Regions from separate parts of the Homo sapiens genome. Here region 2 is linked to region 1. A link is a loop called in an ENCODE intact Hi-C map of the cell type or tissue named here. Cell type or tissue: gastrocnemius medialis. All regions are shown on one strand.

Region 1 (8,000 bases):
ATGTTTTTTATAATTATTCAATTGGTGCTAATAGAACATGAGTCTTTAGATTCACATAAACCAAATGTGTTATTTTGACCATCATGACTGCTTTTCAATGTCTCCACAAATAAGTTATACCAAGTGACAGTATTACTGTGTTTGAAATATTCTAGTTGTGACACGAATTTATATGTTCTTCTTGTCAGAGGAACTTAAGGCTTTATAAACAATTTAAAAATCCCAGAAGGTCATCTGCATTTTAGCCCTATAAAATGTTAAGAATCCTTTAAAACAACAACGGTGAACCTGCAGCCCACCCAACAAGGGATAGGTTTCCATTTTTAAAAAGGCAGGGGTGGGGCAAACAGCAAGGCTGAGCTCAAAAAAAAAAAAAGTCATTATCATTAGAAACCTGCTTCATAGGAAGTACCATTTAAAGTAACTATTCTGTTAAACCATATCAAAATCACTATCCATAAAAATGGGCTCTTCTAGAATCTCAGAGTGCTTCCTTTGGATACCATATTCATTTGGGCCTCACTTTTAGAGTTGCATTAAGCAGAAGTTATACTTATTATTTCTCCCACTGAATACTCAAGAACAGAGACTGCATGCTCAATAGTCATGCGAAAATACCTGCTGCCTTTCACACCTGGAAAGCCCAGACTCACCCTCATCACAGACCAGAAGACCAACACAGAAGCAGCATGAAGGAAGGAAGGAATTATCCCACAAGCCTGTAAAAGAACAACCTCCACATATCTATTAGGACCTGCACTGTGTGGAGGAGGTGAGCTGGGCCCAAAGAGCACATAGAGCCAATGTTACCCCAGGATTCAGCCCCGGTATGCTGGACTCTCAGTTGCTTTCTCTCTCTCTGTTATCCCAGCCAGCCTTCCCACAAGACACAACTCCATGAGGTCCTTCACCTTGTCCCTCTTATACATCATGGGCAGACTCCAGGTAGGTAAGAAAACAGATGGCATAAGGATATCTAGGTTCTAGGCATAGCTAACTGACTTGCCAAGAAACTAAAGCAAGCTCACTTAATTAACACTCTGAACCTAAGTTTCCGTATTGAAAAAATGGTGATGATCATGTCTGTTCCACATCCTCAAACAAACAAACAAACAAACAAACAAACAAAAACTGTAAATCACCATGCAAATGTTGGAAATTATTTCTGTTATTCTGATTATCAAAACTAATTATGAAGTCCATATAATTTTCCCTGGATTATGTTGACTCCTTAGAGAATGGCACTCAAGCCAAATTCAGCCCAACAAATGTTTTTGTAACACAGCCACACCTATTCTTGTTCATATTGTCTCTGGCTGCTTTCACACGATGATGGCAGGGTTGAGTAGCTGTAACAGAAACTGTATGGCCCACAAAGTCTAAAACATATTTTATACTATCTGGCCCTTTACAAAAAGAGTTTGCCAGCCCTCACCTTTAAGTACCAACAAATATTAGAGATCAAAGGGAGTAGCTGACAAGTGACAGTAAATTTTGAATTTTTCCCAAATTTTAAACTATTTTCCAAATAGGTCTTTTTTGTCAAAAGATTTAGTATTCTATAAACAAGTACAAAGAGAGAAGAAAAAAATCAGAAAATCACTTTTTGCAAATAATAAAATTACACTAAACCAGTAAAGTCCCAAAAAGATATATGCATAAACGTTTTTGAATTTTTCTGTATTTTCAAAGGATCACAGTCTATAAGTTCTATAAAATTACCATTCTTAAAGAAAGAAATATCATAAAAATTGTCCCTCAAACTATCCAATATTTGAAATAAAACGTTAAACAGGAGAGGGAAATAGCTCAGAATATAAATGAAATGTTTCCCACAATTTCCAATGTGAAACTATTTATTACTATGGGTCCTTCTCACCCCATCCTCTACTTTTCAAAAAATTAAACTGCTCTGCCGATCCTATATGGAGAGTGGAGTTCTGCTTTTGAAATGCTTTTGTAAATAATTTTGCTTCATTTTGCATTTTGAGTAGGCTATGTATATTCTGTTCCTAAACATCTGGTTCAGTGCCAGCAAGGAAAGTGTGTGGTGTGTTTCAACAAGTAGACTTCCTCTGTTTCTCAAAGCCTTCAAAATATTTAGTTTCAAAATGAATACACTGGAAGCCAAAAAATTACCACCCATTTGATTATTTTGTCATTGCTACTGTAAAGATTTACAATAAACACAAGGAGGGAAAGGAGCAGTGAGTAAGGAAGGCAACCAAGAAAGATAAAGTGGTGAAAAGCCATCAGACTCATGATAGTCTACTGGAATTGCCTTTTCTTTTCCCCTCCTTGTCTGTGGCCCTCCAAAAAAAAAAATTTTTTTAAGCCAGAAAATAGTATTACTTATTGCTGATAAAAAGTCATATGATCTTAGAGATGGACTAAATTTTAGAGGTCATTAAATACAATCCCATTTATTTTATGAATGAGAAAAACTGAGGCCCAGAAATATTAACTGGCATGCCCTACGGATTAGCTAGTTAGTGGCAGGACCGGGACCAGAATCCAGTTTCCTGATCATCAGTTCACTTCCCATTAGACTTGGCTCCCTGCCCTGCAAAGCATAATGTGCCATTTGGCACCTAATGGCTAAATTCTTTTAAAAACTATGCCCAGAGTACCCCTATCATAGCCAGGAAACTCACAATGCCCTTTTAAATCGTATCTATGGGCACATATTTTTTCCAAGTACAGACGATCAAAAATATGCTTTGACCTCCTAAGGATTGGGAGTCACAATAAAACAGCAGAATAATCAAAGATCTAATAAGAACTTCAAGCTGTCCCTTTATTTTGTCTTGATGTAAATCAGTTTGACACAGACACCCCTTCTCCTACCACCCCCCCAGACACACACTTCCAAGACTAAACAGCAATATTCCATAAAAAGACCAGATCTAGCCAGTGTTATTATCTGTCTGACATTTGGGTTATTCTTGTGAGTAACTCAGAAAGTAACGTGGGTGTCTGCGATTATTTGAGTACACATGGCAAACCATAATTGGTCAAAAAATAATAAAAGACATTTTTCTGCGACAAAAATACTGTATTGCATGACAACATGGCAACATGACAGCATTCCGTGGACCACAATCCTTTCTCCATTTGCAAAAAAGTAAAAAACAAAAATTCAAAATGAACCAACAAGGCTTTCTTGCAGACAGCAACTACTACTTCATATTTAAATTAACTTAAAGGAGTACTGAGAGTAATCTACCAGTCTGTCTTCCCCAAATCCACGTAAAAAAGGAGTACTGAGAGTAATCTACCAGTCTGTCTTCCCCAAATCCACGTTATATATCAATTTATATTCAGTCTTGTGAGACGGAGCAGAAACGTGGCAAAAGATGCAACTCTGTATCCTTTTCTACAACCAAGTACAGGTTTTTGACAATCCTCGGAGTTTTGTTTTAGAGCTTGGCTATTTTTGAAGTAAAAACTTCAAATTTCATCACCACCTTCCAAAATTTATTACATGAGTCAAATCTAAGACAAATTCCACTTATCACTGGGCTGATAAAATTTGAAGCTTATCAGCACAAGTCATGCCTTAGGGTCTAAATCTAAAACCTACTCTCTTCTCTTCTACTATATATATTCCCATTACCACATGGCTGTGTAAATGCTAAGCAATAAGGGAAAATATTCTAGTTGCCATTCCCCTAAGAAACCAAGAATCAGGTTAAAAATTATTCCAAAAGCAATTTAAAAGATCCCATGAAAGAAACATACTCGTACTCATAGACAGACACCCATTGAAGCAGACAGCAGTGTGAATGGAGGGGGTGTCTAAATGCTACAATCTCATAAAACTCGACTCAGTAAGGACAGTTAGGGACCGTGGAGGAACTCACCCACTCGGAAGTTCGTGGCCGTCAGGGTGTCGGCAGCATGACCATTCTCACTAATGAGAGTGGTGGTGTTCCCCTTCTCACAGCTGTTCTGACAGCTGCCCTTGGTGCAGGTCACTTTACAGATGCTCGGAGTAAAGACCACCTTGATGCGGCCAGTGTGGTTACTCACTAGGAGCGGAGGCAGGGAGAAAAAGAACAACAAACACATCAGCTTAGTATCCATGAACTTGCCTTGGAAGGTTTAAAAAAACAGAAAAAAAGAAAAGAAAGGAGCAAGAGGGGAAAAGAGAGAGCCCACAACCCGACAGGTTTAAGGAAAGAGGGAAGCCTTCAGTGCTCGCTGCTCTGTATTCAGTGGTGTCTCTGAAACAGGAGTAGGAAGCTTAGCAAACAGAACTCTGGGATGCACTCCAAAACCACATTTGAAGTCGAGTCACTGGAGTGGGATTACTAACCACAATGCTGCACTTTATTCACGGGCAGACAAAGAGCAATACCGAGGGCACGACAGATTAAAGAGCCAACCCTGACAGGCAGATGTAATGCAAAGGGGTTGGCCGTGCACCTAGCGGTGAATAAACTCTTGTGTCCTCAACTTGCATACTTTCCCTGTTTCTCCACTTATTAAGTCACTATTTGCAGCCCGACCCCTGGAAATGTTTTAGGCATGCGGCATGTCTGAAAACATCTGTCTCAAATCTCCTGGCACTCTCGGCTGAAGTGATCAAATGCTGTGACGCAGCTGCGGGAGCCCATTTCTTTTTCACAACTCCAGGGCACTATTTCTCCATAAGAATTTAGGCAACATATATTTTGTTTTCCTGTGAACGGGGCCCATCTTTAAAGGGGTAAGCCAGGTCACAGGGATAAATGGTTGCCTCCCTAAAAATAACACCCTTGGGCTCTCACTGTCTCTATTCATAGACCACCTGGAGTAGCCACTGGGGATGGAGCTTTCTTTCATTAGCGTGGCCTTCTCTTAAAAACGAAATGCTATCACCTGACCACACAGCCGAGGCTATGTGGTATCACAAAATAAGCCCTAGACTAAAAGTATATCCTGGTTTACAATCCCAGCTCAACCACGGTGTGACTCCGGACATGCCATTTCAGTCCAGTTCAGTTCAGTTTTTCCAAAACTTGAGAGAATTGAAACTGGCATTTTCTACACACTTCTAACTTTCAACGTCTCTATCAGAGGTCAGCAAGCTACAGTTCAGGGACCCAATCCAGCTTGCTGCCTGCTTTTGTAAATAAAGCTTTACTGGAACACAGCCACCCTCATTCATTTCTGTACTGTCTATGGCTGCTTTTGTGCTATGACGGCAGAACTGCACTGTCTCTGTGCAGTTCTGCTTCACCCAGACCTGCCCTTCACTGCTGGATCGCAACCTGAACTCTCTGGCAAATTGCAAGACACACACTGTTTTGATTGCTACATCTGCGATAGGCCCCTAGCCAGGTCCTTCCTCTTTCCAGGAGACTAGGCAGAAAGCAAAGATGGTAGCAGTAGCTGAAGACAGCCAGTCATCTGTCAGGCTTTAAGGCCGTCAAGAAGCAGTGCCCTTCTGACGCCACTCCATGACTGGAGTGGCCAAAGGGGAGAGAGGCTCTGGGCCAGCCTTTTTTATACCATCTTTGCCCACCAGAAAAGCTTGTCTCTCTTTATACTGCTTTGGTTTGGCTAATATTATATTTTCAGAAAATCATCCCAAGATGCCTCTATAAGACCCTCAACAAATTAAAACTGTGGTCATAAGCTGAGCTTGGAAACAAAGAACTTTAACCAAAGAAGCCATTCCAATTTCAGGGTTGGAATGGGGCCCCAGAGGTTTTCTAACGCAACCATCTCTCATCCACTGTTTGCATTCCACGTATCAAGTGGTCGTGTAACCTTTACTTGAAAATCTCTAGTGACGGGCAGCTCATTACCCACAAAAGCACATGATAGTTATGGCAGTTCCCAGCAAGTACTATTTTTTATTGAGCTGAAATCTGGCCTCACAGTAACTTGCACACATTAATCCTAATTTGGTTCCCCATGGCCTCACAATCTAATGCCTCTTCCACATGACAGCCCTTCAAATAAGTTATCTTTGAGATAAATGCCACTTAATCAAAGAAAGCTAAAATTAGGACTTGAACCCATCAGCTGGGTTGGTCATCTCACTTAGAAGAAGAAAAATTATTCCTCTGGAGGAGAAAGCCCTCCATTCTTTTCAAATGGTTTTCCAGGACAGTTTCTCCTTCACCGGTGGTTCTAACCCTGGAGGATCAAGACATGTTGTCTGAAATGGCAAGATGTCCTAGTGGCCAAGCAGACCTTCTGGCACCTTGCAAAATGACATCCAATAGGATGCTACTATCAGTCAATACTTTAAATCGAGGGCTAGCAAACTTTTTCTACAAAGGGCCAAATTGTAACTATATTAGGATTGTAGGCGAAAAGGACTCTATTCCTATTCAACTCTGTGGACCCGCTTAGCTGGAAAGCAGCCTGTCAAAAACAATATGTAAATGAGTGGGCATGGCTGTGTTCCAATCAAACTTTACTTAAACACTTCAGTAACCCCTCCTTTAAATGCTTACAGGACATTTTAAAGTTATCTGGGAGTCTACCTTAGAAATTCAAAAAAAACAACAGAATCCTGATTTCACCAGCAGAGAAAATTCACCTAGTTTGATTTGCTTTTTCACAGTAGCACAAACAAATCAGCTTATAATCTAAGTTGTCGGAAAATGCTTACAAATATCTTGAGGATACTTTGTGTGTTCAAGTGTGTGAAACCCAAGAAAAAAAGAGACAACATTTTCCCACTTCAAAAGAATATAAACTCCTCCTTTTTCTGGCTCCTGGTACAATCATGAAATTAGAATCCGTGTGCCAACTATTTTGTCTTCTCTGGCATTAACTTGTAGCACCAGCAGCTGCCACACAGATGCTCACACAGTCACCTAAATTATGCTCACTTAGGCAAACTGAGACATCCAAAGAAAGCAAGCACTTAATCATTATTCCCATTTCACCTCCCAGCTACAGTAGTCACTTTATAAGCACTGGAGATTCTCCGGGCCTATTGTTATTAAAAACTTCTTATATTTCTTTGCCAAAAAAAAATTTCTTTTGGCTTGGAATCATCTGGATTTTCAAAAGGCAGAGACAGTTTCATATGACTTAATTCTGATTTTTACAATGTTCACATCTTCTTGGAAGCAGAAGCTATATTTTATTTCATATAAAAATAAAAATGCTTGTGTTTTACAAGCATTCTGCTATAAAGTAATCTAATTCTAAAACAGACACTTGTATTCTAAGCGGGTCCTCCCATCTCCATGAAGCACTTACTTCTTCATTATAATTAGCTTTAGGTTTTCATGCCAATCTTCTCAAAATTGGTAGTGAAAATGCACTACTGCTTTTGACACTAGATTATTATCCAGAGCTCTAACAGGATCTCCATAAATGCTGGATGGATTAGAAAATATGTTCTCCCATCTCTACTCCTTGAAAATCATTCCCACATATTTAGGGTATAGTGTAAAAAGTTTAAGTTTTAAAGTTCATCAAACAGAGATCCATGCTCTGAGCTTCAAATTCCTCACATGTGACACGCTGAAGGCAATACCACTCACCTTTCAAGAATTTAGTAGGAATTCACTAACAGTAGACACAAGCTCTCCCGCAAAAGCCATTTGGTCTATCAGAAGCATCTTCTTTGCATGTCTTGAATAAGGTAATATTCAAGGACTCCTGATGCCTTGCAGAGAGTAGGCACCCAATAATTGTGGAATAGACAAAGTAACCCGAAGCATGGGGCAAGGGTGACTGTCGGATCCCACAGAGATCCAAGACTCACAGGATGCTGGAGGTCATTTTGGTCTAAGGTCCTGCTGCACCAGTGAGAAAACAAGCTCAGGACTAACCAGAGGCAGAAGACCATCCCGAGTGGCACCTACCAGGTGATTAGGAATTATAAGTCTGAGAAGCAAAAATCAGGCCAGTCAGGAGTTAACAGGGAAACCACTGGCACAACTTCTGTGCTTGGTCCTTTGGAGGAAAAAAAATGCAATTTTTAGATCCCTTTAGGTGAATCAGCCCCCAAAATCTTAAGCAAGCACTTTAAAACTTTGGGTTTT
Region 2 (8,000 bases), 140 kb before region 1:
AGCACGACGTAAGCACTAGAGTATAACTACAATGAAGGGAGAAAAACTTTATTTTATTCACTCTCTCTTTTTTTTTTTTTTTTTTTTTTTGAGATGGAGTCTTGCTCTGTCGCCAGGCTGGAGTGCAGTGGCGCAATCTCGGCTCACTGCAACCTCCGCCTCCCAGGTTCAAGCGATTCTCCTGCCTCAGCCTACTGGGTGGCTGGGATTATAGGCGCGTGCCACCACACCCAGCTAATTTTTGTATTTTTAGTAGAGACAGGGTTTCACCATGTTGGCCAGGATGGTCTCGATCTCTTGACCTCATGATCCACCCGTCTTGGCCTCCCAAAGTGCTGGGATTACAGGCGTGAGCCACCGTGCCTGGCCTATTTTAGTCACTCTCAATCCCCAGTGTTCTGGAAAAATACCTGGCACAAGGTAGACACTCAGTATTTGTTAAATGAATGAATATATATCCAGTTATGTTAGTGATGAGCTCAACTCAAAACTAGGCTTAAGACAAGACTGCACCTTCTGAAAGGTATTTTAGAGTACCAGAAGTACAAAGCTAGGGCTGGGCAGTCATTAACATGGTCAGAGTTTAGCAGAAAATTCCAACCCACCCATTGGTTCAATGTAAGTAGAAAGGCATGCTGCAATATCTGCTTTTTGTCACAGTCAACTTCTCGACATTTGAAAGCTCTACTACTATAAAAAATTAAGATGGAAAATCTATTTCAGTATAACCTGCAAAGGCCCTCATGAGAAATTTAGAAGAGCTGCAAGTCCAATATGAACAATGGATGGAACTGCAATTAAATCTTGGGGGAGTGGCTTCATTTGTAGATTATGTAGAGCCTAAAATTTTACCCAAAGCAGAAAGATAAAGGACACTGCCTCCATTTAACAATAGGAAATACATGACCTCAGCAACGCAAAAACAAAACAAGGGGCTAAATGTGGGACTTTGGCTGAATTGAGAAATGCAGTGATCTAATATTTCTGCTTATGATTCTACTCATCTGGTTGACAAAGTAAAATTAGTTTTAAATGAGGTGCTGTGCTTCTATCACTAAAGTTTATATATATATATATATATATATATATGCACATATAGGTATAAGAATTCATTTAGTATTATTTATATTGAAGAACAATCACTTGCCAATTTGATCAGTCACATTCCACTAATAAATTCATGAATCAGGGCTGCGTTTACACTACTATTATGAATTGTAGTTATTTAAGGTAGAGTTCCGGCTCTGCTCCTGGATTATTTATCAGGATGTGAAAATGAGAATACGCATGGAACCTTGATAGGCAAGTATGAAATTTATGCCAAATGGGAAAACTGAAACCATATATATTAATACTTTTTGGTCAGCACCAGTTACAAAAACAATTGCTTATCAAATAAAAAACTAATGAATAAAAATCTTTTCTTCAAAGACTACATCTCACAACTCCATCAGCAGAGACTCTTGGGTTGGGGATGGGCCTAGGGGCTCAGGACACGGAGCTCTCCGTACCAGCTACAGAGTCTGAGCTGATGCTGTTTGGTGATGAGACTAAAGCTTTAAAACTGAGAGTACTTCTGCAACCCCCATTAAAACACCTAAATGTCTTCCCAGGGCTATGAGAATGAAGACCGTCAGTTTTAACAGGACTAAGAGGGCTTTAAATTTTTCAGTGGTCTGTCCTCTCATCTTGCAGCAAATCTTCCTGTGTTCTCTGGCCTTCAGCTACACTGGCCTTCTGCTCTCTTCTTCTTCCACGAGCCTCTTGCATATGCTGTTTACTGTGCCTGAAATGTTCTCCCTCCCACCCCCTCACCAGTTGAACCTCAACTCAAGAATTTTCCTAAGGGCAGCTCGTTCTACCATATGCTCTCACAGCATCATAGAACCCTCCTTTCTAGTGCTTGTCTCAAATCTGTGAGTTTGCATTTATCTGTGAGATGTTTGAGTGCATGTCAGTCTCCCCCACCAGACAGTAAGTACCAAAAGGAAGGGGTCATATCAGTTTTTCCTCTCAATATATCCCAGAACTTAGTACAACTCTGGGGATATACAGTAAGTTTTGCCTTTTGTTTCATATTTTAGAGACAGGGTCTCACTGTCACTCGGGCTGGAGAGCAGTGGCACAATCATAGCTCACTGAAACCTTGAACTCCTGGACTCAAGCGATCCTCCCACCTCAGCCTTCAAGTAGCTGAGATTACAGGCACACACCCCACGAAGCCCAGGTAAGTTTTTTAATGTTTTGTAGAGATGAGGTCTTGCTATGCTGCCCAGGCTGGTGTCAAACTCCTGGCCTCAAGTGATCCTCGTGCCTCGGCCTTCCAAAGTTCTGGGATTACAGGCATGAGCCACCATGCATAGCCTATAGTAAGTTCTTAAGCATTTGAGGGAGAAAGGAAAGAAGGAATGAATGAATGAAAAGTTTAACTCACATATTCAGAGTTTTGGTATGGAGTGGAAAAGAGTTCAAGTTTTAGGGAAAAAGATTACATGGTAGACACAAATGAAAACCATTAAGGGGCAGAGCTAACTACAGCACGGGTAATTAGAATCAAAGCAAATACATTACTCTGTCTTCCTCAGTGCCTAAAGCACTACCTTTGATACTTCTGTTGAAAATTTGTGTGTGTGTGTTACCTAATTCTACTTGTCTGTGGTAGATGCTTCTTCTCTCTTTTTAAGTGTTTTGCTCTCCATCTCTCTTCCTTCCTGTAGACCTTACTATCTTATTTGGTTTTGGATATTTATCTCATTAGGAATATCAGTTTGTTTCAATCCTAATTATTTTCCCCATCGAGAATCTTACATCCTTTATGCTAAGTCATTTTCTTATTTTCTCAATGGTTAAAAGTTACTGGGAACTTTTCTTAGAATGATGTAAGATTTCATTTTTTCATTTTGAAAGAGGGCTCCATTGGCATTACACCACTCTATCAGAAAATGGGCCATGCAGAAGAAACAAATCTTTGATAAGTACACTATAGTACCTACCAAGGCACTGTCCATTCCAGCCTCGGAATCCTTCTGTGCAGGGAACGCACTGGTAAGATCCAGGAGAATTCACACACTGCTCATCTGGACAAGTGCTTGGATTCAAACATTCATCAATATCTGAAAAATCAAAAACCTAGGTCGTGAACATTTTATCAGAATACCAAAGCAAAATCTTACTTTGTGATGAAGGCAGCGGGGGAAAGCATGTTATATCTACATTTCAGTGGGAAAAACAATAATTGGGTAAGTGAGACATTGGGTCTATACTTAAATACATGGCAATAATGCATGGTCAAGCATACCTGGATTAAAATATTTGCATACATTCCAAGGAAGAACCTGGCCCCAATTCTTCAACTAGCAGGACCTGGCCTCTCCACTCTGGGAGTTGGCAGCTCCTCTAGGGCCAATTTCTGGACATGAAACCTTTCAAGTAATAGCACAGCTTTCCAGAAAGAAATACAAAGAATGGGGGTGAGTGTGAGGAAGCTATGTATCCACCCAGCTAGAGGTTCTCTCTGCAAACATTGGATGCTCTAGGGAAATTCTCACTTTGGCTTCATGGGCCCAAGAATATCCTAGGTTGGAATAATTTAAAACCTTTCATATGACAGGAATTCCTTGGAGGTGGAAAAAAAAAAAAACATGAGGAGAGAGTGAACTCATCACATACTTCCAAGCCTTTCCAGAAAACACGGTGATATGACCATATGGTAATATTTTCTGGTAAAAATACACCTTACTTTTCATATTCATAGCTAACTGAAGTCATTAATCATCATTCTTTCCAATTTGGGGAGAAAAAAATCTCCTAAAATATGGTTAAGTCTGTGAGGAGATAACTACGACAGCTTGAGGCATTTTTAAAAATTGTCAAACAATAAAATGAGGAAAAAGATATAAGAGAGAGTTCAACAGTTTAAAATAAGTGTTAACACCATGGCTTCTAGCTGCATTTGAAATAAGTGTTTTTTCTGAGGTGGATCTTGAATTTATATGAGTGGATTTAATGTTTAAGTATCCCAATACACAATGTATATATGACCTTTAATCGTACTTAAAATATAAACGGATTTTCAGGACATAAACTAGAGAAACAAAAAAAGAAAGAAATATATAATGGGTCCACTAAATATCCATGGGTATGTGATGTCTACATTCTAGTAAATACTTAAAAATTATCTCCCACTGCATACCATTAGACATGTGAAAAGATACTTAAAGTGAAAAAGTTAAAGATGATATTAACAAAATAAGCACCAGGTCAGTGTTGTAATTTTTTTTCTATCAGTAAAAATTCTTGCCAATGGCCAATGATACATAGTGGTTTTTTTAGGTCAGATGTTCTGGGACTTCTTGTTCTACAAAAAGATGGTGCTTGCCAGTTTCATTTTCCAAATAGCATTACATTCTCCTCTGGATGGGATATTTCAAAAAAATAGAACTACAACTGCTAAATCAGAGAATGCCATCGAGACAGGCTAGCCCAATAAATAGGGTGCAATGTTGAGCAATACAAGATAATGTCCCTGAATTTCTACCTGCTCTCACCTCGGCTTTTCCCCTCTTCTATAAATTAGGAACTACCTGCCTTATAATACCTTAACAGAATAAAGTAAGGATGCATGAGATAATGTCTGTAAACTACAATAGACTCCTTGGAGACTGGTGCTATTTGAAAGCAACTTCGTTAGTGACAGCTGAGAAAATCTTCTGTGTGCCAGAAGCCCGGGGACGTTTGGTTCTAGTCCATGATGAAATTTGAAAACAGCCGCGTTTCTTGGCTCCTTCTTCTTTTCAAGACTTTTCATGGGGATAGAATTATATATTATTTACTGAGGGAACGCTAGTCATCTTTCTCCCAAATAATTTTCATATATTGAATATCACCGAATATTCTCCTACAAGCTTCCAATTTAAGTACATAATTTTCCAATTTATTTTCTATTCCTTTCCATCCTATTACTTAAGTATCTTATCTTTCCATTCTTGACCCGTGTGTAGAACTTAAGAATCAGTATTTGGGCCGGGTGCAGTAGCTCACACCTGTAATCCCAGCACTTTGGGAGGCTGAGGCTGGCAGATCACGAGGTCAGGAGATCGAGACCATCCTGGCTAACACGGTGACACCCTGTCTCTACTAAAAATAGAAAAAAAAATTAGCCGGGCATGGTGGCGGTCACCTGTAGTCCCAGCTACTCAGGAGGCTGAGGCAGGAGAATGATGTGAACCCGGGAGGCGGAGCTTGCAGTGAGCTGAGATCGCACCACTGCACTCCAGCCTGGGCGACAGAGCAAGACTGTCTTTAAAAAAAAAAAAAAAAAAAGAAAGAAAGAAAGAAAAAAAGAAAGAGAGAGAGAAAGAAAGAAAGAAAGAAAGAAAGAAAGAAAGAAAGGGAAAAAAAAATCAGTATTTGACTTCTTTGTTGGGGGTTGGGGGATACTGCTCTGCACATAAATGCTTGTCAAATAAACACCCCATTTTTTTAAAGCACTCCCCGCAACTACAGAGGTGCTTGAGATCTATACAAACACAAAAGGAGTCAGGGATGGGGGGAGATTTAAAGAAACTATAACTTCTTGAAAACTAACAAAGTGACAGGCATCATACAAGTTATGGCAACATGAAGTTATTTTCATGAAAACCTGGAAAGTTAACTTCATGGTTCCTATTTTACAGATGATGTACTACGTTTCAAAGGGGCAAAGTCAGTGGCTACAGGTCAGGCAGTTACTGTGGGCGTGGTGAGCTGCTCCCACGCTGCATCTCTTCAGCAGAGGAGAGTTCCCTGGAAGAGCAGCGTGGAGACACTTTACACCTGTGCTTGTTCTGTAGCCTCGTGGCCCTCGGGGAGGGTACAAAACTCCATGCTGATCAGAGATCCAGCAACATAAAACACTCCCACTTCTCTCTAGATTAGAACCCAAGGGGCAGAGGCAAGACACCAGCAGGAGGGGCAAGTGTAGGCTGCCAAAAAATGTCTAATTAGCTCTCCCTCCAGGCCTGGGTCATTAGAGCAGTGAAGAAAACCAACAGGCAGAAGCCAGGGGACAGCTGAGGGCTGGCTGTGCCAACCTAGTCCATCCTGCCCCACCTAACAGAGCCCAGATCTATTAGGCTCTGCTGACAGCCAGGCAGGGAACCCCAAGGAACCAGCACCATGCTCCCGTGCCCTCACAGATCCCGTGTTCCTTCACCCTCATATTTCCATGACAGGTTTTTAGCAGAAGGTCAGTGTATTTCTTCATGAAAATAATTGCAAAAAAAGTGCCATAGTGTTTTGTTTTGTTTTGCTTTGTTTTTTGGAGACAAGGTTTTTCTCTGTCACCTGGGCTGGAATGCAGTGGCATGATCTCAGCTCACTGCAACCTCTGCCTCCCAGGTTCAAGTGATTCTTGTTTCTCAGCCTCCCAGGTAGCTGGGATTACAGGCGTGTGCCACCACATCCAGCTAATTTTTGTATTTTTAGGAGAGAGGGAGTTTCAGCATGTTGGCCAGGCTGGTCTCAAACTCCTGGCCTCAAGTGATCCACCCGCTTCAACCTCCCAAAGCACTGGGATTGCAGGCGTGAGCCACCGTGCCTGGCCTCACTACATTGGTTTCAAAAAGAACCAGAGCAACTTGGACACAAACGTGAAAAGAAATATGAAAAGGATAATAATTGTGACCATGCTATAAATACTTTTTATAACATTTTTATAATGAGAGAAAGCTCATTGCTGTGGTCAATAATGAGGAAATTTTATTAAGCACAGTTGGAATCTGACCAAAGTTTGTCAGACCATGCTTCTTGGGGAGTCTGTGAGAAAGTACCAGAACACATGTAAAAGAAAGCATTGGAGACAAAGGAATGTAAGTAGGTGAAAAGGTCAAAAACAAAAAATCAACACTGGTTACACCTGCAGCATGTTCCCAGATGAATGGTCCGGACTCTGTAATTAAGTCTGTGTTTCTACTAAATATGATGCAATTAATCATTCTATGGTGATTTCATTCCAAATACCAGAGAGGCAGATATTGAGGTGAAAAATAATGAGAGCATGAAGATGGAAAATAATCCCAAAAGAGCCAGTGAAAGGAAGAGGCAAAGAGCCTGTGAATCTAGGAAGCAGAAAGAGCTTGGATAAACTGGTGTCACGCACTGAGTGTGGGAAGGAAACAAGAACCAGGCAAGGTGCCTACCAACCCTGCACATCACCGTCATGTGTGCTGAACACTCTCAGCTGACTCACCCTCACAACGGCCTCTCTGAGTCATGCGGTACCCGCTGTCACAGTATTCACACCGGAAGGCCCCCACAGTATTGACACAGTGCCCCTCCCCACAGACGTCCGGCCTCAGGCATTCGTCAACATCTACGAAGAGCAGATAGCATTGTTGAGTTTTGTGTTCCAAATACTGTTTCAAACCTCTCCCATCTCCCAGCTTAGCTCAAATATAATAACGAAGTAACTGATTTCTTTTTTTTTTTGAGATGGAGTTTCGCTCTTGTTGCCCAGGCTGGAGTGCAATGGTGTGATCTCGGCTCACTGCAACCTCCACCTCCTGGGTTTAAGCAATTCTCCTGCCTCAGCCTCCCAAGTAGCTGGGATTACAGGCATGCACCACCATGCCTGGCTAATTCTGTATTTTTAGTAGAGACAGGGTTTCTCCAAGTTGGTCAGGCTGGTCTCAAACTCCCGACCTCAGGTGATCCGCCAGGCTCGGCCTCCCAAAGTGCTGGGATTACAGGTGTGGGCCATGGCGCCTGGCCAGTAACTGATTTCTACTTTCCCTTTGATTTGTTTGACACACATCAAAATCATCCAGTTTTGATTCATGCAGGGTGGTCCAAAAGTAACATTTAATGTATCTTGTCTATGCACATATATGACACTCTTTCTTCAAAAATGTTAGGGGAAAAAAATCCATTTTTATATCACCTGGGATCTAGCAGACTGCTGTCATGATAATTGTTTAATAAAAAATTCTGGGTTGTCTGGATAAGCACTGAACTGATGATAG

Evidence for each region. Hi-C counts contacts between places; a loop is a spot of excess contacts. Peaks named below come from ENCODE experiments on the same cell type or tissue, not always from the same donor. Only the 100,000 strongest peaks of a DNase experiment are listed, where the experiment ranks them.
Region 2: a loop joins it to region 1, with 5 times the contacts of the local background. A loop is called at or near these places in 17 of 110 quality-filtered maps.

What each region holds. Positions count from the first base shown.
Region 1 is chr2:33,130,824-33,138,823 of GRCh38, reverse strand. It overlaps LTBP1 (latent transforming growth factor beta binding protein 1), which reads right to left. Exons shown (of 34, transcript NM_206943.4): 5 at 3,864-4,031. Among named protein-coding and RNA genes, the nearest start is that of LTBP1, 190 kb to the right of the region's middle. In gastrocnemius medialis, no CTCF peak of the experiment used is centred here; DNase peaks (open chromatin) are centred at 3,933, 4,283, 4,423 and 5,263; H3K4me3 peaks cover 3,159 bases; H3K27ac peaks cover 3,991 bases.
Region 2 is chr2:33,275,152-33,283,151 of GRCh38, reverse strand. LTBP1 (latent transforming growth factor beta binding protein 1) reads right to left here. Exons shown (of 34, transcript NM_206943.4): 18 at 7,229-7,351; 19 at 2,994-3,113. Among named protein-coding and RNA genes, the nearest start is that of MIR4430, 140 kb to the left of the region's middle. In gastrocnemius medialis, no CTCF peak of the experiment used is centred here; DNase peaks (open chromatin) are centred at 4,730 and 7,221; H3K27ac peaks cover 4,888 bases.